Linked DNA regions of Homo sapiens: region 1 is linked to region 2. The links are chromatin loops, found by intact Hi-C in ENCODE. Cell type or tissue: ascending aorta. All regions are shown on one strand. Each heading gives the region's core, and the rest is flanking DNA. Links, peaks and the distances in the headings are about the cores only.

Evidence for each region. Peaks named below come from ENCODE experiments on the same cell type or tissue, not always from the same donor. Only the 100,000 strongest peaks of a DNase experiment are listed, where the experiment ranks them.
Region 1: it touches region 2 in a loop (2.1-fold over the local background); 2 of 110 quality-filtered maps call a loop at or near these places.

What each region holds. Positions count from the first base shown.
Region 1 is chr17:31,717,269-31,727,917 of GRCh38, forward strand. No RefSeq gene overlaps it. Among named protein-coding and RNA genes, the nearest start is that of COPRS, 140 kb to the right of the region's middle. In ascending aorta, for the core only: no CTCF peak of the experiment used is centred there; DNase peaks (open chromatin) are centred at 4,533, 5,373 and 7,543; H3K27ac peaks cover 3,809 bases.
Region 2 is chr17:31,817,574-31,828,222 of GRCh38, forward strand. No RefSeq gene overlaps it. Among named protein-coding and RNA genes, the nearest start is that of COPRS, 36 kb to the right of the region's middle. In ascending aorta, for the core only: no CTCF peak of the experiment used is centred there; no DNase peak of the experiment used is centred there; H3K27ac peaks cover 513 bases.

The DNA.
Region 1 (10,649 bases), core at 3,838-7,837, 100 kb before region 2:
AAAAATAGATTCTTACATCACACAATAGACAGAAAGCAATTTCAGGTGAATTAAAGACCCAAATGTAAAATGCAAAGTTTAAAACTTCTAGAAGAAATCATAGAAAAAATATCAGAGAAAGATTTTTTTTTTTTTTTTAACAGAGTCTAACTCTGTCACCCAGGCTGGAGTGCAGTGATGCAATATCGGCTCACTGCAACTTCCGCCTCCTGGGCTCAAGCAATTCTCTTGCCTCAGCCTCCTAAGTAGGTGGGATTACAGGCGCACGCCACCACGCCCAGCTAATTTTTGTATTTTTTGTAGAGGTGGGATTTCACAATGTTGGCCAGGCTGGTCTCGAACTCTTGACCTCAAATGATTTACCTGCCTTGGCCTCCCAAAATGCTGGAATCACAGGTGTGAGCCACCGCACCCAGCCAGAAAAAAGATTTTTTTGTTTTTGTTTTTTTTTGAGACGGAGTCTCGCTCTGTCACCCAGGCTGGAGTGCAGTGGTGCTATCTCGGCTCACTGCAATCTCCGCCTCCCGGGTTCACACCATTCTCTCTCTTCAGCCTCCCGAGTAGCTGGGACTACAAGAGCCTGCCACCATGCCTAGCTGATTTTTTGTATTTTTACTAGAGACAGGATTTCACCATGTTAGCCAGGATGGTCTCGATCTCCTGACCTCGTGATCCGCCTGCCTCGGCCTCCCAAAGTGCTGGGATTACAGGCCCGGCCCAGAAAAAGATTTTTTAAGTAATCATAAAGCAGAAAGGAAAAGATTGTTAAATCTGATGACAATGTCCTTAACAGAGTGAAAAGATGAAGCATGTTGTTTCTTATAAAGTTAAATATGCACCATCCCTATGATCCAGCAGTTCCACTTTGAGGTATTTACCCAAGAGAAATGAAAACACATGTCCACAGAAAGACAGGTACAAGGATGTTTATAGCCATGTTCCTCACAGTGGCCAAAACCTGAAACAATCTACATGTCCAGCAACAGAAGAATGGATAAACATATTGTGGTATATTTATACAATGGAAATCTTCTTAACAATAAAAATGAAATCTACATAACAACATAGATGAATCTTAAAAACATTATGCTGAGCACAAGAAGCCAGACAGACTTACTGTATTCTTTCTATTACATTAAGTTCTAAATCAGGCAAAATTACTACATATTAATAGTAAAAGAAGTCAAACCAGTAGTTGTCAGGGAAAGGGCACGAAAGGCCTTGCTAGGATGGTGGAAATGTTCTATAACATGACAGAGGAGTGGGTTCATAGCTGCATGTATTTGTCAAAAGCCATCAAACTAGGCAGGGCGCAGTGGCTCATGACTGTAATCCCAGCACTTTGGGAGGCCGAGGTGGGTGGATCACCTGAGGTCAGGAGTTCGAGACCAGCCTGACCAACATAGTGAAACCCCCATCTCTACTAAAAATACAAAATTAGCTGGGCGTGGTGGCGCATGCCTGCAATCCCAGCTACTTGGGAGGCTGAGGCGGAGAATCGCTTGAACCTGGGAGGCAGAGGTTGCAATGAGTGAAGATCGTGCCCTTGCACTGCAGCCTGGGCAATAAGAATGGAACTCTGTCTCAAAACAAAACGAAACAAAAACACAAAAACAAAAACAAAAAGCCATCAAACTGTAGCAATTAAGATTTGTGTAATTAACTGTATTTGAAAAATCAGCCGGGCATGGTGGCTCACGCCTGTAATCCCAGCACTTTGGGAGGCCGAGGTGGGCAGATCACGAGGTCAGGAGATTGAGACCATCCTGGCTAACACGATGAAACCCCGTCTCTACTAAAAATAGAAAAAATTAGCCGGGTGTGATGGCGGGCACCTGTAGTCCCAGTTACTCAGGAGGCTGAGGCAGGAGAATGGCGTGAACCCGGGAGGCAGAGCTTGTAGTGAGCCGAGATCGCGACACTGCACTCCAGCCTGGGCGACAGAGCAAGACTCTGTCTCAAAAAAAAGAAAAAAATATCTCTCAAATCCACTTCCCCAACCCACTGCAAAAAGACAAACTATAGTCTGGGAAAAGGCATTCGCCTGATAAGAGATTCATGTGCAAAATCCACAAAGAACTGCCATAAATCAATTCTGAGGAAAAAAATATCAAATAGAATAGTCACAAGAATACAAACAGGCAATTTACAGAAGAGAAAACATTTGGAAAGATGCTTAACCTCACCACTAATCAGGAAAATAACACAATAGCACTTCATACCCATTGGATTCACAAAGTTGTTGAAATCTAAGGATACTAAACACTGGTGAGACTGTGGAGAAACTGGAATTCAGACAGTGTACTCTGCTTGTGGGAATGTGGACAGGCAGTGCCTAGGAAAAGTGAAGAGGTCCCTCGCTTGTGATCCAGCCATTCCTGGCAGGTGTGTCTTTAGCTGGGGGGCATTTGTATCTCTCATATGTGCACAAGGGGAACCCTCACTGCACCACTGTTTGTAACCAAAAAAAAAAAAAAAAAATGGAGGATGGGCAGAAATACAAAAAAGAAAACACAGAAGCCACGTGTGGTGGCTCACCCCTGTAATCCCAGCACTCTGGGAGGCCAAGGAGGGCAGATCACAAGGTCAGGAGTTCAAGACCAGCCTGGCCAACATGATGAAACCCCGTTTCTACTAAAAATACAAAAATTAGCCAGGCATAGTGGTGCATGCCTGTAATTCCTGCTACTCGGGAGGCTGAGGCAGGAGAATTGCCTAAATCTGGGAGGCGGAGGTTGCAGTGAGCCAAGATCACGCCATTGCACTCTAGCCCTGGGTGACAGGGGAAGACTCCATCTTGGCGGAAAAAAAAAAAAATTAGCCAGGCATGGTGGCAGATCCCTGTAATCTCAGCTACTTGGAGGCTGAGGCAGGAAAATCGCTTGAATCCCGGAGGCGGAGGTTGCAGTAAGCGAAGATAATACCACTGCACTCCAGCCTGGGCGACAGAGACTCCGTCTAAAAACACACACACACACACACACACACATATGGGTCTAGGGGAAAGGCAAACTAAATGTCTATCATGTCTATCAACAGGGGAATGGATACAGTATGGTATGTCCACGTAACAGAATAAAAATCATCAGGGAAATGAATTACAGGGTACACACAATGTCATAACAAAATGTGTTAAAAAACAGGTTACAGTAGACTACAAATTGTATGTTTCCATTTATATAAAGTTTGAAAACACAGCAAAACTAAACAATCTATTGTTTAGGGATACAAATATATTTGGTATAAGTATAAAGAAAGCATGAAAATCACACACACAATTTGGGATAATGGTTACTGAGGAAAGGGGAGGGGCTGAGGAGGGCCTCAGAGGGGACTTTCAAACGAATGGTTATATTCTTTTTCCTAAATGGAGTGGTGGGTACGCAGGTATTTGCTGTTGTCGTTAATCCTTAGACACTGCACACATTTTATAAATATATCTAAACATTTATACACGTAATGACAGCAAGTTCTATAGATGTGTATTGAAACTTAGAAGCTTTCAATCATCTTTATATCTTCAAAAAAACATCTGAAGCAAATATGGCAAGTGGTAAGATTGGACAAAGTTGGGTCATGGATAACAGGTGTTCATTAGTCTTTTAAAATATATAATAGGGGCTGGGCACGGTGGCTCACACCTGTAATCCCAGCACTTTGGGAGACTAAGGCAGGTGGATCACCTGAGGTCAGGAGTTAGAGAGCAGCCTGGCTAACATGGTGAAACCCCATCCCTACTAAAAATACAAAATTAGCTGGGCATGGTGGTACATGCCTGTAATCCCAGCTACTTGGGAGGCTGAGACAGAAGAATTACTTGAACCCGGGAAGTGGAGGTTGCATGAGCCAAGATTGCGCCATTGCACTCCAGCCTGGGCGACAAGAGTGAAACTCCATCTCAAAATAAATAAATAAATAAATAAATAAAAATAGAATTTTTAATAGTAAATGTTCTTTAAAAAGAAAAACAATATCCCTATTTGAAGATAAAGATTTATCTGTTCTCGTTAGTTTCCAGCCTGGTGGGGGAGATTAAGACAATAATCAAATAATGGTTTTTATGAAATAAAACTACTAACTAAAGCAGTGTTCTAAAGACAATGGAATCACTCCATGGGAGCATAAAATAAAGGAATTTGATCCGGGCTGGAGTGTCAGGTCGGTAGGTAGAGTGGGAATCGGGGCCAGTGAGGGAAGCACACAGATGGTTCAGCAGTGGGCAGTGAGGAAGACGCCAGGGGAGGAGAGGAAGGGCTGCTCCCTGAAGCCTTCTGCCAAAGGGGATGACCTAGCAGAATTCCAAATTATAGGGCTCAGACAAAGAAGAAGGCAATAAGAGTGTTCTGTGCAGTGAGAGCATCATGTGCTAAGGCAAAGAGATGTGAGAGAAGAAAGTCAATCTGGAGGCATCTGAGTAGTCCAGGAGGCTGGAAAATGGGGTTGGGGTGGAGTGTGAATAAGGGGCAGAATACGAGGCCAAGAGCCAGCCAGGACTGGTCATTAGGGCCTGTATTCCATGCAAGGTAGGGACTTAAGCAGGGGTGTGACATCATCTGATGACAGAGAGTGGATTGAGAGGGAGAGCCCGAAGGCAGGGCATCCAGCTGGTGGCTGTGTAGTGATGTAAGGGAGAAAAGATGGAGGCTGAAGTGGAGGCATAAATGAGAAGGTTATGGAGCCTAGGGCTGTTCCTGAACCAGGAGAGGGTGGCGTGTCAGAAGCCAGGGAGGACCGAGCTCAACCATGTCAAAAGCTGCAGAGAGACTGCTGAAACTTGGGACTTAAAGGATCACCTTGATGTGTCAACTAGGAGATGAGAACAGTTGCTGTGGAATGAGGTGGGGTGGATGCAGAAGTCAGCCTGCAGTGCTGTGGGTGTTTCATGTCAAAGGCTGAGAGACAGGGTTGGAGAAGGCAGCCTCAGGCCAAGGATGGGGGCTCAGAGCTCTCTTCCAGAGTCTTCCACTCCCTGCCCCAGTCCCAACCTGAGCTCACTCCAAGCAATCAACATGAAAACAAAGGGAGAGTGTCTAGCAGAGGCCTTCCCATCTGCAGAGCAAGGAAGTCTCGGTCCCAAGGTCAATGCTGAAGAGGAACTTGCTTGGTGGTGCAGGTCATGGAGCCAGCAAGATTCTTGATAAACAGGAGAGGATGGTGGCACCGGAGGTGGATGTAGGGGGTTTCGTGAAGTGATTTGGCACTAGGGTCAAGAGGAGGCCAAGGATAAACAATGTTGTGGAAATGAAATGGTGATAATTTACAAGGGCAAATTGTTTTACATTCCAGCGGAGTTGGCTCCCAAGCCGAACTCTTCCTGCAGAAGTTGAGGTGGTGTGTGAGTCATTGTTATAAATAGACCGGCCAACTGAATGTCATCGGAAAGGACACAGTCCCATGAGTATAACCTTGGAGGGCGCAAATGGCACTGCATGGATTGAGAGCTTGTTCCAAGAAGAGGGCAGAGGGAGAGCTTGGGGCACGGGGGGCTGTCCAGGAGAGGAAGCAGATGCTGAAGAAGGGGGTTCCAGCTCAAGCAGCAGGCTGATGCAGAGGACTGGCCAGGAGCAAGCTTCCTGCATGGCTCAGTGGAGCCCAGCTCTCAGCTGCCTAGCTGCTAGCTCAGGCTGGGTCGTCTCACTTTCTCCATCTACTTGAGCTGCCGTAACAGAATACCACAGACCTAGGGGGCTTACACAGCAGGAATCGATTTCTCACAGTTCTGGAGGCAGGCAGTCCAAGATGAAGGTGCCGGCAGCGCTAGTTTCTGGCAAGGGCTCTTCTTTGGCTAGCAGGTGGCCACCTTCTCACTGTGTCCTCACATGGCCTCATCTCTGCGTGTGGAGAGAGAGCTCTCTGGTGTCTCTTCCTCTTCTTAGAAGGACACCAGTCCTATGGGACTAGGGCCCCAGCCATATGAATTCATTTAACCTTTATTACCTCCTAAAAGCTGCTGTCTCCAAATGTCGTCCCATGGGGAGTTAAGGCTTCAGCAGATGAACTTGGGTGGGGGACACAATTCAATCTATAATACTTGCCTTCTAGAAATTCTTCCAAAGAATTCCAACTCTTCTAGAATCCCAAGACACTCCATTAACCAAAGCACAAGAAAATACAATTCCCAACCGGCACCAGCTCATTCATTCATTCATTCATTCATTCATCACCATGGATGTGCGGGTCCTGATGAACACTAGGGACAGAGAAGGGCCTTGCCTTCACATTCATAATGACTTCAAAACAGGGGCCCTGAGCTCTTAGGAAACTTCTGGAAGAGGAGAACGTCATAGACATCAAGCACTTTCCCCTGAGGAAATCTGAGTCCAGCCACACCTGGCGTGAAAGAGGTCGCCCAGAGCCTTTCCTGCCCCCGCAGTCAGGCTGACTGCCCCCATCTCAGCTCCCACGAGCCCCTGTACTTCATCCTTTTTTTTTTTGAGATGGAGTCTTGCTGTGTTGCCCAGGCTGGAGTGTAGTGGCACGATCTCGGCTCACTGCAACCTCCGCCTCCCAGGTTCAAGCAATTCTCCTGCCTCAGCCTCCTGAGTAGCTGGGACTACAGGCGCATGCCACCACACCCATCTAATTTTTGTATTTTTAGTAGAGACGGGGTTTCACCATATTGGTCAGGCTGGTCTTGAACTCCTGACCTCGTGATCTGCCCACCTCGGCCTCCCAAAGTGCTGGGATTACAGGCATGAGTCACTGTGCCCAGCCGATCTTATAGGTCATATAAAGGACTTAACTACCCAGAACTAAGAGAAGGCCCAAAGCCAAGAACAAAAGGCACTAAGAACCCGGCACCTCTGTGCCCCAAAGATGAGGCTGGGCCTGCCCAGCCACACCCCCGAAAGGGACCACGAAGCTATGGAATCTGCCCCAAATGTGTCAAAGGACAGGAAAGGGAGGACTCTCATCGCATCATGGAAAGCAATGTGAAAAAATAAAACCATTTCCTGTTTAGACTTTCATGAATGGACATTCCGCGATAAACCACAAATCATGGGATTATTGTATCTGCTCCCACAATGAGGCCTGTGAACTCTTTGAGGGGTAGAGATGTCATCCCCTCTGTCCCTGGCGCCTGCAGCAGCGTCAGTCACAGTCATGCTTGGTGTCAATGCCCAGGGGCCTGTGTTCTCAGTATAGGGGGCACCTTGGCTTTGACCTTGTATTTCTTTTCTGCGGGACAAGCCAGCCCCTCAGAACCAGAAGCAACCACATCTCACACCAGGCACCAAACACAGGGTCCTCCCCCATCTTGGGGCTCTGGTCTCTGAGTGCAACTTGCTTTTGGGGAGACTCCACAGCCTGTCTGGGAGCTTCCAACTCCACCTCGGGGTTGCCCCTCTTTCCTTTTGCGGTGTGGGGGTCCAGGGTGTGCAGTGCTTGGCCAGGGAGGGAGCTCCCTTTAAAGATCACTAGCCTGAGGTTATCAAGAATGAGCCAGCAGGGAAGCACAGCCCTCCCGGCCGCCCAGACAAAGCTCAAACCCAAGCTAGTCTGTTTTGGTGGAGCGAAGAAGAAGCAAGAGGCAGTTCCTAAGAGTGGGCAGCCCTGGCCTGGACAGGATGACTAAGAGGCTGGAGCTCGTGCAGGCTGTTTGCTGACCCACTGACTTGCGGGGATTTTCCAGCCAATGTCCTTCTAACACTGCCCCGAAGCGAGTGGGGGTGAAGGGAATGAGCTCCTGAGCCACCAGCCCCTCAGGTACCCCAGACAGCAGGCAGTAGGCAGCACCACCCAGGTCTCATTCCACAGTTGGGGAAACCAGTGAGAGGTGAGGCCAGCTGGTATTCCTTGGTGTAGTGGGGACTTGGGGAGCTTTTCCTATTTTACAAGAGGTTTGTAAAATGCACCAAATCAGGAACTTTCCTGTCTTACAACCGGATTGTAAAATGCACCAATCAGTGCTCTGTAAAACACACCAAACAGCGCTCTGTAAAATGTACCAATTGCCAGGATTCTAAAAGTAGCCAATCACGGGGTGGATTGAAAAAAGGGCACTCTGATAGGACAGAAACGGAACATGGGAGGGGTACAATAAGGGAATAAAAGCTGACCACTCCCTCCTCCCCTGCAAACTAGCAGGGGTAACCTGCTCGGGTCGTCTTCGGCTCTGTGGAAGCTTTGTCCTTTCGCTCTTTACAATAAACCTTGCTACCCCTCACTCTTTGGGTCCATGCCATCTTTAAGAGCTGTGACACTCGCTGCAAAGGTCCGTGGCTACATTCTCTAAATCAGCGAGACCACGAACCCACTGGCAGGAACCAACTCCAGATACACCAGGACCAGAGAGGAGAAGGACCCTCCCAATATGACACAGGGAGTCAACGCAGCACGAAGGAGTCAGTGCTAAGTGCAGCAGGCATGGGAGGCAGTGAAGGTTTCAGGGAGGCGGTGATGAGCCCAATGAGGGGGTGGCTCAAACTGGCCACATAGAGGGAGGATATGGGAAGAACTCAGTGGGCAGCCCAGAGGAAGGAGAGGCAGAAACAGATCTGCACTGAACTCCCGGATAGAGATCTTGGGTCGTATCAACAAAATTGACACGGAAGGGTGGGGCCTGCTGAGGGGAGGGGAGGGAGGGGCCGAAGATGACCTCTTATGGGGGGGGTGCCTGAGTGGCTGGCAGCATCATTGGCAGAAATAGAGAAGTTGGGCGTGGGTGGGGGGGGCGGGCTCAAATTCAGGCAGGTCATTTTGAGGGACGGGAAGGACAAGCCCATTTCCCATGGAAATAAGAACAGTAGGGGGGTAAGGTCCAGTTTTGTGAATGGGGCTTTGAAGTGAGCTAGACGTGAGCTCTAGTCTCCCAGGCTCTGCCATCCACTTACTGTGTGACCCAGTCAAACCATTAACCTCTCTGAGCCCAGGTTCCTCACCTGTAAACTGTAGGGAATCATTGCACTCCCCCATAGGGTTGTCATAACGACCAAGATAGGGTGTTACAAGGACTAATAAATATTTGCTGTTGCTTTCATTATTCTTTTCCAAATGCTTAATATATATCAACTCAATTAATCCTCCCAGAAGCCTGTAAAGCAGGCACTGTTTTTTTTTTTCCCAATTTGCAGATGAAAAAAACTGAAGATTCAGAGAGGTTAAAGAAATTGCTTAGGGTCACACAGCAAGGATGGGAGTCTGTTCAGGAATTTGAACTCAGATTCTTTTTTTTTTTTTTTTTTTTTGAGATGGAGTCTTGCTCTGTCACCCAGGCTGGAGTGTGGCATGATCTCGGCTCACTGCAACCTCCACCTCCCAGGTTGAAGCGATTCTTCAGCCTCAGCCTCCTGAGTAACTGGGATTACAGGTGCCTGCCACCATGCCCTGCTAATTGTTGTATTTTTAGTAGAGGCAGGGTTTCACCATGTTGGCCAGGCTAGTCTCAAACTCCTGACTTCAGGTGATCCACGTGCCTTGGCCTCCCAAAGTGCTGGGATTACAGATAAGCCACCGTCCCTGGCCTGAACTCAGCTCCTTCTAAAGCACAAACTTCCCAGCATGAGGTTGTCCCTCCACTGCCTTCATGGAGCTACAGGGCTGCCTCCCACTTCCAGGAAGAGGGGGAGTCAAGAGGCTCAGAGAGTAGGAGATAGGTTTGAACCCATAGAACAAGAACCCAGAACCGCCTGGACATGATTTAGACAATATTATTTGTCTTCAATGCACCTGATCACATTTTCTTTTTTTTTTTTCCCTCCCCACTTTTTTTTTCTCCAGTCAATAAGACTACTCTCAAATCCAGTGAGTCACCGGAAAATGTAAATTAAAAAAAAAAAGTAAGAGGAACATTGCTCCTACGTAAGCTCTTGCCATCTGTGAATCATTCCGAGACAGGTATAATGGACATAATTACAGCTCATCCACAAGCTAGACCCCAAATCAGTCCTTAAGACTGAGTTCAGAATCCAGTGGTTTCCCCAGCAGGACCTGGGGCAGTGAAAGCTAGCCTAGAGGAGAACACAAACCTGAAATGTGCTTAGAGGCCTTGGTGATCTCACAGGGGGCCCAGGCGGGGTGGAAACCTGGATATGTATGCCCTGATTCCAGAGACCCAGCAATTCCAGAACTTTCCTCCCACTCATGTTCTCCCCATCCCACACACTCAAGGCACCTCCTCCTGTTTGAATTCATTCTCCTTTTACCAGATCTTTATTCTTCTGGTCACTGCAAAACCATTCAACCTAGCCAAAAAGTGGGAGGGATAGTCAATTTATTATACTACAGGCTGAGTGCGGTGGCTCATGCCTGTAATCCTAGCACTTTGGGAGGCCAAGGCAGGCAGATCATGAGGTCAGGAGATGGAGACCATCCTGGCCAACATGGTGGAACCCCATCTCTACTAAAATACAAAAAAGTAGCCAGGCGTGATGGTGTGCACCTGTAGTCCCAGCTACTCGGGAGGCTGAGGCAGGGGAAATCACCAACCCAGGAGGCAGAGGTTGCAGTGAGCCAAGATCATGCCACTGCACTCCAGCCTGGTGACAGAGCAAGACTCTGTCTCAAAAAAAAAAAAAAAGCTGGATGTGGTGGCACGCACCTGTAATCCCAGCTACTTGGGAGGCTGAGGCAGGAGAATTGCTTAAACCTGGGAGGCAGAGGTTGCAGTTAGCTGAGATAGTGCCACTGGACTCTAGCCTGGGTGACAA
Region 2 (10,649 bases), core at 3,157-7,156:
CAGTCTAGCCAACATGGTGAAACCCCATCTCTACTAAAAATACAAAAATTAGCCAAGCATGGCGATGCACACCTGTAATCCCAGTTACTGGGGAGGCTGAGGCAGGAGAATCACTTGAACCCAGGAGGCAGAGGTGCAGTGAGCCAAGATTGTGCCATTGCACTCCAGCCTGGGAGACAAAAGCGGAATTCCATCTTGAAAAAATAAAATAAAATGAAATATTCAAAATTAACTTTTGAAAACACATATTAAAACAATTTTAAGTTTTTATGTTTTTATTATATTCATTCAAACATCACTGGTCCATTTACAGAACATCCAGACACAACTATGATTAAGTTTGGTCATGTTGATTATCTTTCCAATTTCAGTAATGTGAATTACAGAACTTTATATATTGTTTCTTTTTTTTTTTTTTTTGAGACAGGGTCTTGCTCTGTTGCCCAGGCTAGAGTGCCATGGTGTGATCATAGCTCACTGCAGCCTTGACCTTGTAGGCTCAAGCAATCCTCCCACCTCAGCCTCTTTGAGTAGCTGGGACCACAAGTGCACACCACGATGCCCAACTAATTTTTCAATTTTTTGCAGAGACAAGGTCTCGCTATATTCATCAGGCCTCAAACTCCTGGGCTGAAGCGATCTGCCTACCTTGGCCTCCCAAAGTGCTGGGATTACAGGCATGCACCACTGCGCCCCGCCTAGCTAACGAGTTTGGGGTTCATCATCCCATTCATTTTAAGGGCGAAGGAGTGACATGAAAAGCACAGCCTTAAGCTTCATTTGTCTCCTCTGTGCCAGGTGAATGGAGGGGGCACAACTAGGGGCAGGGTGACAGTGGGCCAGTGAGGAAGTGCCCAGCATGCAATGATCTGGCCTTATGGCAGGCTGTTGGCAGTCAAGATAGGAAAGAAAGGATGGTTACAAGAGCTGGGAAAAGATGGATGGAATGGGCTCACAGCTGGTTGCCTAGTTGAGGGAAACTAGTTAAGATAAAGACTAGAGGCCAGGCCTGGTGGCTCACACCTGTAATCCTAGCACTTTGGGAGGCCGAGGTGGGCTGATCACTTGTGGTCAAGAGTTTGAGACCAGCCTGGCCAACATGGTGAAACTCTGTCTCTACTAAAAATACAAAGATTAGCCAGACGTGGTGGCAGGCACCTGTAATTCCAGCTACTAGGGAGGCTGAGATGTGAGAATCACTTGAACCCAAGAGGCAGAGATTGCAGTGAGCCAAGGTCTCACCACTGCACTCCAGCCTGGGCAACAGAGCAAGACTCTGTCTCAAAAATAAATAAATAAATAAAGACTCGGAATAATACTAGGGTACTGCCACAAAGGCATTGTAGCCTTTACAAATGATAGTTATAGGCTTCCCTGGTCACACTGCCTATGGGTAGCCCTGCTCCAGAAGGAGCAGTTAGAAAAAAAAATGATAGTTACAAGAACTACATAGCAATATGACTGGGCGTGGTGGCTCATGCCTGTAATCCCAGCACGTCAGGGGGCCGAGGTGGGCAGATCACTTGAGGTCAGGAGCTCGAGACCAACCTGGCCAACATGGTGAAAACCCGTCTCTACTAAAAACACAAAAATTAGCCAGCATGGTGGCATGCACCTGTAATCCCAGCTGCTTGGCAGGCTGAGGCAGGAGAATCGACTGAACCTGGGAGGTGGAGGTTGCACTGAGCCAAGATCGTGCCACTGCACTCTAGCCTGGGCAACAGAGTGAGACTCCATCTCAAAAGAAAAAAAAATGCTACATAGCAATATGGGAAAATGCTTATAATATACTAATAAATGAAAAGAAGAGAGTTTTTTAAATCACATGTACCTATGGTTACAAATATCTTTTTAAGACATGAGAGAAAAATAAACTCAAACAAATTAATCATTCTACCCCAAAAATGTATTCCTACTTTGTTAGTGTCAGGGTTGAATTGTGTCTCCCCACAAATTTATATGTTGAAGCACTAACCACTAACGTAACTGCATTTGGAGAGACCACCTTTAAGGAGGTACATGAGGGTTAATGAGGTCATAGGGATGGGGCCCTAATCCCACAGAACTGGTGTACTTATAAGAAGAGGAAGAGACACCAGTGATCTCTCTCCACACAAGCAGTGAGAAAAGGCCATATGAGGACACAGTGACAAGGCACCACGTGCAACCTGAGGCGTCAGCAGAAACCAACCCTGCCGGCACCTTAATGTTGGACTTTCCAAGCCTTCAGAACCATGAGAAAATGAATTTCTATGATTCAAGCCACCTAGTCTGTGGTATTTTGTGATGGCAGGCTAAGCCAACTAATACAGCTAGCCAGCCAGTCACCAAGTCCTACCAATTATTCCACTGCAATTCTCCTTGCAACCATTCCTCACCATTCCGCACCGTTCCACTGCCAACCTGGCTCAAGATCGTCTTGTGCTCAGATGAATACAATAGACTCCTTTCTCTTCCCTGCCTTTATACTTCCTGACTTGCTTCTCATATTCCCAGCACCAGTTCTTATCTTGCCTCATCCTATCATTTCAAACGTCTGAGATGTTTGAATCTGACAAGGGATATTTTCTCCTAGTACCAACCCTTGGTTCCCTCTCTCTGGAATTCGCTGTGCTCATCTCAGACGTGAAGTTCTCTGGCCTCCCCTGGTGCACCAGAGTTCTTCCATTATAAGTGCAGAAGGAAATCCAGGTCGATGAGCACTCAGATGACTAGCATAAAGACCATCCCTTTCCCCCTGTCCTGCCTCGCCTGTGTGTCTTTTCTTAGTTTCATATTCCCAGGCTTCTACTGCAGGCAGCTTTTTCCACATGGAGGAAAAGAGACCAGCCAGGCACGGTGGCACATGCCTGTAATCCCAACACTTTGAGAGGCCGAGGCGGGTGGATGGCTTGAGCTCAGGAGTTCGAGACCAGCCTGGGCAACATGGTGAAACCCTGTCTCTACCAAAAAAAAGAATACAGAAATTAGCTGGGCATGGTGGCACACACCTGTAGTCCCAGCTGCTTGGGAGGCTAAGGTGGGAGGATCACTTGAGCCTGGGAGGTAGAGGTGGCAGTGGGCTGTGATCATGCCACTGCACTCCAGCCTGGGTGACAGAGCCAGATCCTGTCTCAAAAAAAAAAAAAAGAGGGAGACCACCAAGAGCTTAGGCCTAAATCATCCCCCATTACCAAGCTTCATGGGAAATCTAAGTTTCTTTCTCTCAGCATACGTATGTCAAATCTCAGGAAGGACTGACTGGTCATTCTTGGGTCATACCCACCCATGAGTCAGTCATGCTAGCCAAGAAGAAAGGGGATTCTGGTAGGTCAGGGCTAGCTCATGACACAGTAGTTCGAAAGGAAGAAAGACACCCCTCTCAAGAGAAGAGGAAAGAGATGTCGAGCAGATATAAACAAGTATCTGTTCTTTCAGGTAACACCCATTCTGATGCAGCCCAGCACACAAGACCCTTCCCAGTGTCACCCTTGCTGACTTTGCCACGTCCCATTGAGAGTGAATCAGACAGTACCTTCCTAGGCAGAGTGCCGCCCCACACCTCCATGGACATAGGTAATCTATTCCAATTGGTAATACAGTTGAGAAGCATTTGAGCACTTGTTGGAACAATGGCAATCTTTTTTTTTTTCTGTAATGATTCATACAAACTTGGCCATGGGACTTTACAAAGGAAGGAAAATAGACATCAACATTTCTGATGCAGAACTCCTAAGTTCTTCCAGAATAAAGTCAGGCCTCAATTTGACAGGAAGGATTTGTTTTGCAATACAAACCTGGCTTTGAAGGTTAGGTTAATACTGGATTAGAGGACAGAATAAATCTACAGAAGCTACATCCTGGGAGATTTTTTTTTAAATATGGTAAAGCCAATGCTGGCAATGGAAAGGGAATTGAGTACACATGTACGTCGTTGGTGGAGTTGTAAAGCAGTATAAGCCTTTCCAAGAGCGATTTGGCAATCGTGTCTTTAAAAGTCCAATACCATTTGATGGGCTAATTTCATTTCTAAGCATCTGTTCTAAGAAAATGGGCTGGGCACAGTGGCTCACGCCTGTAATCGGAGCACTTTGGAAGGCTGAGGCAGGTGGATTGCCTGAGGTCAGGAGTTTTGAGACCAGCCTGGCTAACATGGTGAAACCCCATCTCTACCAAAAATACAAAAATGAGCCAGAAGTGGTTGCGCACACCTGTAGTCCCAGCTACTTGGGAGGCTGAGGCAGGAGAATCGCTTGAACTTGGGAGATGGAGGTTGCAGTGAGCTGAGATTGTGCCACTGCGCTCCAGCCTGGGTGTCAGCAAAACTCCGTCTCCAAAAAAAAGAAAACGATCCAGGCCAAGATGGGTGGATCACCTGAGGTCAGGAGTTCGAGACCAGCCTGGCCAACATGGTGAAACCCCATCTCTACTAAAAATACAAAATTAGCTGGGTGTGGTGGTGCACGCCTGCAGTCCCAGCTACTCGGGAGGCAGAGACAGGAGAATTGCTTGAACCTGGGAGGCAGAGATTGCAGTGAGTCGAGACTGTGCCACTGCATTCCAGCCTGGGTGAGTCAGAGTGAGACTCCGTCTAAAAAAAAAAAAAAGAAAGAAAAAGAAAATGATCCAAAAAAACAGAAGCAGACAGAAGATATATGCAAAAAGATGACACTAGGTATTATTGATAACAGTGAAAGTTTTGAAACAACATAAAAGAATTATTAGATACACTTTGGTAAATCTCCACGGGCTATTTCTCAGCAGTTAAAAATGATGTCTAGTCAGTTCACAGAAATCAAAATGTAAGTGGCTTTGAAAGATTATTCAGCCTTTTTTTTTTTTTCCGAGATGGAGTCTTGCTCTGTTGCCCAGGCTGGAGTGCAGTGGCGCGATCTCAGCTCACTGCAACCTCCACCTCCTGAATTCAAGCAGTTCTCTGGCCTCAGCCTCCTGATTAGCTGGGATTACAGGGCACGTGCCACCAAACCTGGCTAATTTTTTTTTTTTTTTTGAGATGGAGTCTCACTCTGTTGCCCAGGCTGGAGTGCAGTGGCTCTGTCACCCAGGCTGGAGTGCAGTGGCATGATCTCTGCAACACCTCCTGGGTTCACACCATCCTCCTGCCTCAGCCTCCCGAGTAGCTGGGACTACAGCTGCCCGCCACCATGCCCAGCTAATTTTTTTGTATTTTTAGTAGAGACGGGGTTTCACTGCGTTAGCCAGGAATGTCTCGATCTCCTGACCTCATGATCTACCTGCCTTAGCCTCCCAGAGTGCTGGGATTACCGGCATGAGCCACTGCACCCAGCGACGCCTGGCTAATTTTTGTATTTTTAGTAGAGACGGGGTTTTGCCATGTTGTCCAGGCTGGTCTTGAACTCCTGACCTCATGATCCACCCACCTCGGCCTCCCAAAGTGCTGGGATTACAGGCGTGAGCCACCGTGCCCAGCCTATTCAGCCTTTCCTATAAGAAAAACTTATATTAAAACAAAACGGGAATACCATTTTTACCTTTCAGTTTGTCAAAGATCAAAGATGTTGTTTACCCTCTGCTGGTATGGAGAAACAGGCACTTTTATACATTATTGGGTAGAGTTTGAAGGCAATCTGATAGTGTCTTCCAAAATAAAATGTACATTTTAAAATGCATTTGCTGACCTAGCAAAATTTCAGTGCTAGGAATTTATCCTACAGAGACTACTCACACACGTGCCTAAAGGGCAAGACTGCTGCTTGCAACATAGTCTATAGAAACAAAAGCAAGGACTGGATAATACATTATGGTACATCCACACAATATATACTATTAACTATTAAAAAGAAAGTCCATGTTAAAACCGTATGTGCTGTTATGGGATGGTGTCCAAAATATATTAAGTGAGAAAGACAAGAAAGCAAAGTGCAAAGCAAGATGAATGGTATTCCAATCTTTATTTGTGTAGAAAAGCTCGCTTCTGTTTGTATTTGCATAGAACATCTCTGGATCCACAAGGAAATGGTGACCACAGGACTGTGGGGAGGATTACTGAAGCCAAGGGTGGAAAGGAGACTTTTCATTGTTCTTTCTGCACTATTTGAATTTTTTAAAATCATAGGTATTTTCTTTCCAAAAAGAAAATAAAAAATAACAAAATACGTGGGCTGTCAAAAGGATATCTATATATGCTTATAATTATATAAATACCTGTATTGTTATGTTAAATGGAAAAAGATAAATTGAAAATTGTTTATATAGTATAGTCACAGCTATACGAAAGGAGAAAAATGTTTGGAGAAAAAACATTGGAAGGGGGCTGGGCGAGGTGGCTCACACCTGTAACCCCAGCACTTTGGGAGGCCAAGGCAGGTGGATCACTAGAGGCTAGGAGTTCGAGACCAGCCTGGCCACCATGGTGAAACCCCATCTGTACTAAAAATACAAAAATTAGTCAGGTGTGGTGGCATGCACCTGTAATCTCAGCTACTCGGGAGGCTGAGGCAAGAGAATCACTCGAACCCAGGAGGCAGAGATTGCAGTGAGCCGAGATTGTGCCACTGCACTCCAGCCTGGGCAACAAAGCGAGACTCTGTTTCAAAAAACAAACAAAAAAAATTGGAAGAAAATGAGGATATGTGCCAAAATGTTAGCCTTGGGATGATCAGTGATTGCATATCTTTCAACTTTTTCTATAGTTTCAACATGTCTTTACTAATCACATTTTACTCTTTTTTTTTTTTTTTTTTGAGTCAGGGTCTTGCTCTGTCGCCCAGGCTGGAGTACAGTGGCACAAACACAGCTCACTGCAACCTCTGCCTCCCAGGCTCAAGCTGTCCTCCCATCTCAGCCCCCAAGTATCTAGGACTACAGGCACACACCACCGCACCCAGCTAATTTTTGAATTTTTTGTAGAGAAGGGGTTTTGCCATATTGTCCAGGCTTGCACATTTTACTCTTGTAATAGAAAAAAATAAACTTTTTAAAAATTATGTTAAATTAAAATATAACATCCATCCACCTTTATAGTTCAATTGCAGATGGTAAAAATCAGGGGGAAGAAAAAGTTAATAGTCTGCTCAAGATCTTTTTCAACACCATGATTCTGCACTAATGAAGTTTGTTGTAGTTTCTCAACTCCTTTTAACTTTTTTCTGGTTTGGCAACTGATGCTGATAAAGACAAGACATAGCACATAAGTCAGCCCCCCCCAAAAAAAAACTGTATTTATAATACCCAATACCAATAAATATGCAGCTGGATGAGCATTTACAGGCATGACTACACTGCAAATTGATACCACCCTTTTGGAAAGCAATTTGGCTATACGAATCTGAAGCTATAAAAAGTGTTTACACCGTCTGACCCAGTAACTTGACTTCTGGAATCCATCCTCAGGAAAAAACGGGAAATGCTGGAGAGCTTTATTCATAAAGGTCATAATTAAGGATGGTATGCAGCCATAAAAAAAATCACAATTGCCAATAACATGTAGCCACATGGGGTAACATTTATGATATGCCGCTAAGTAGAAGAAAAAGAATACAAAACTGCGTATATCCTGTAATTACGACCACTTAATAAAATGCATGTGGAAACCCTGGAAGGAAGTGCAGCAGCATGCTTGCTCACAGTGCTTACATTCAGGTGGTGGGATCGTGAGTGAGTTTTTCCCCCTCCTTTTCTCTTCTCCAAAATGTTTATCATGTATTCTTTTTTAAAAGAATAATGTTTATAAAAACTTGAATATGTGAAGTCTGGACTGTTCCACAGGAAATGAGTCTTCTCTATGTCCCCTGTCTATATCCTTTGAGAAAAAAAAGTAAGTCCTTGCATCTCATATAATAATAACATTCACTAATATTTATTGAGCAACTCTGTACCCTTTACATATTTTAGATCAATGAGCCAAATGAAGTAAAAATCCTTACTACCATTTTGCAAATGGGAAACTGAGGCCCAGACAGGCTAAATGACACAACTCAGAGGTGACAGCATCAGAACTGAAACCCAGGTCCACCACATCACAATAAGCACCCAAAACAGTTCTTGGGGTCCTGGGTGTGCCAGGAAGGGTGCTAACACTCTGTGCACATTTTCTCATTCAATAATCCTGTAGATGTAGATGGTATCCTCATTTTACAATGGGGAAACAGCAGCTAAGGGAAGTCATGTTACCAGTACTAGATGCCAAAGTTAGTCAGAAGTCGAACTGGGATTCGAACCCAGGTTGGTCTGTGTTGGTAGCCACTATGCTGTCGTGGTTACCAAGACAAGGAAAACCCAGAAACTCTGAGCCTGGGACACAGGGAACCATCCCTGGTGCAGGCACCATCAGAAAAAGGAGCATCTGGGCCAGCCACAGTGGCTCATGCCTATCATCCCAGCTCTTTGGAAGGCCGAAGTGGGAAGATTGCTCGAGGCCAGGAGTTTGAGACCACCCTGGGAAACATAGTGAGACCCTCATCTTTACAAATAAATAAATTTTTTTAAAAAAATAGGAGCATCTGATAGGAAGGTGAAGGCAAAAGGAGTGGGCTCTGGGGCTGTCCTGAACTGGGTGGGGCCTGGCTCTGTGCACACCCGTGCACCTGACGCCTGGGGCCGGATGAGCTGGCTCTGTGCAGAGACGTCCATGTGGCCTGGCCTAGGGCCAGCACAGATGTCACGTCCTCCTGCCAGTACTGACAGTTCTGGTGTTCACCAACCAAAAGGCCTCAAAAAAAACCATGAAAGCCCTCTTAAGGATTCCTGGTTCTCAGGGCAGGAAGAAGGCAAGGGGATGGGAAGACACTGTCTCCTGCATGATGGAAAATTCCAGTGCCACCTTGCTTGGGTCTAACTTCCTTGACCACTCTGGAGACACAGAGCCCTACCAGGACCCAGAATCTGGAGCCAAGGCTGGAGCTCTGTGCCCGGACCCAGGGCTGGAGCCAACAACACAAGCACGGGCTTAAACGCTCAGGGAAGCCGGAAGTCCAAGTGACTAAGCTAGAGATACTCAGGCCAGAGGCCAAGTAAGGCCTGAGCGCTGAGTACGGCCAATGGCCTCTGAGATGTCGACATAGCTGAGGTGAAAGACAGACCAGCACCAAAGACGGCTCTGAGGATATGGAGGGGTGAGGACCCTCATACATGACTGGTGGGAGTGGAGACGGACCCAAGCCTTTGGAAAACAGTTTGGTATCACCTGGAACACATACTCTATGATCCAGTAAATCCACTCTTCATAAGACAGCTGGAGAAACTCTCCCACCCATGGGCCGCAGAATGTTCTTAGCAGCACTGCTTATAAAGGCAAAAACTGCAAACAGCCCAAACCCCCACGGCCATGAGAATGGATTAAAAAATACAGACCATATTCATACAATGAAATACTGTATAGTGGTGAAAATGAATAAGCTAAACTGAATGAATGAATCCCATAAACACAATGTTGACTGAAAGAGGCAAATCATAACATAATGTGCATTGTGACCTCACTCAATAGAAGCCCAACAATCTCTCCAGACTAAACAACATATTGACGTATGGGGCATATGCCTATGTGGTAAAACCACAGAGAAAAGAGAATGACAGACACAAAATTCAGGATGGTGATGACCTGCCAGGGACAAGGGGAAAAGGTGGGACTTAAGGGGAAGGGAGCACCCAGGGAGGTTTAGAAAGTATTGAAAACATGGAATTGTTCGGTTAGGTGCTGGGAACATGGGCATTTATTTTCATTATTATCCTTCAAACTGACCCCATGCGTTATATACACTCATGTATGTATAAAATGTTTCAAATTGTTTAAAATTAAGAAAAGTTTTTAAAGACCAGGCACAGTGGCTCACACCTATAATCCCAGCACTTTGGGAGACCTAGGTGGGAAGATTGCTTCGGCCCAAGAGTTCAAGACCAGCCTGGGCAACATGGCGAAACACCATCTCTATGAAAAATACAAAAATTAGCTGGATGTGGTGGCATGCGCTTGTAGTCCCAGAGACTCAGGAGGATCACTTGAGCCAGGGAAGTTGAGGCTGCACTGAGCCATGATCATGCCACTGCACTCTAGCCTGGGTGACAGAGGGAGACCCTCTCTGATAAATAAATAAATAAATATTTAAGAAAAATCTCGGTGGAGAGCTACTGCCTGCTCCATGGAGGTGGCCCAGCACCCAGCACCTGCCTGGCTCCGACCCACCCAACTGACTGTGAATGGTCCAAGAGGAGGGTAGGGACACCAGCTCTGGTTGGCCTGCATAAAAGGAGTGTGGAGGAGAAGGTGCAAGTCTAAATCAGAAGGATAAGTTCAAATCCCATCTTTGCCATTTATTGGCTATATGACCCTGGGCAAGTAACTAAAACTCTCTGAGAGTCAAGTCCTCATCTGCAAAATGAGCACAAGCTAAGAACCTAGGCTTTGTTTATGAATTCCTAGCACTTAGCATCTTACTTGGCAGACAGTAAAAAATAGACATCAAGCATCGGTCTTGTCGTGAGAAAAACAGACAAATTCCAATAGTGGGAAATCTTACAAAATATCTGACCAGCACTCCTCAAAACTATCAATTTCAACAAACAAAAGAAGAAAAAGAGAACAAATCTGCAATGATTCCACTTATATAGGATACCTAAAATAGTCAAAGACAGCAGAAAGAGGCATGCTTACCATGGGAGGGGCAGGAGGAAACAGGAGTGTTTGATGGGTA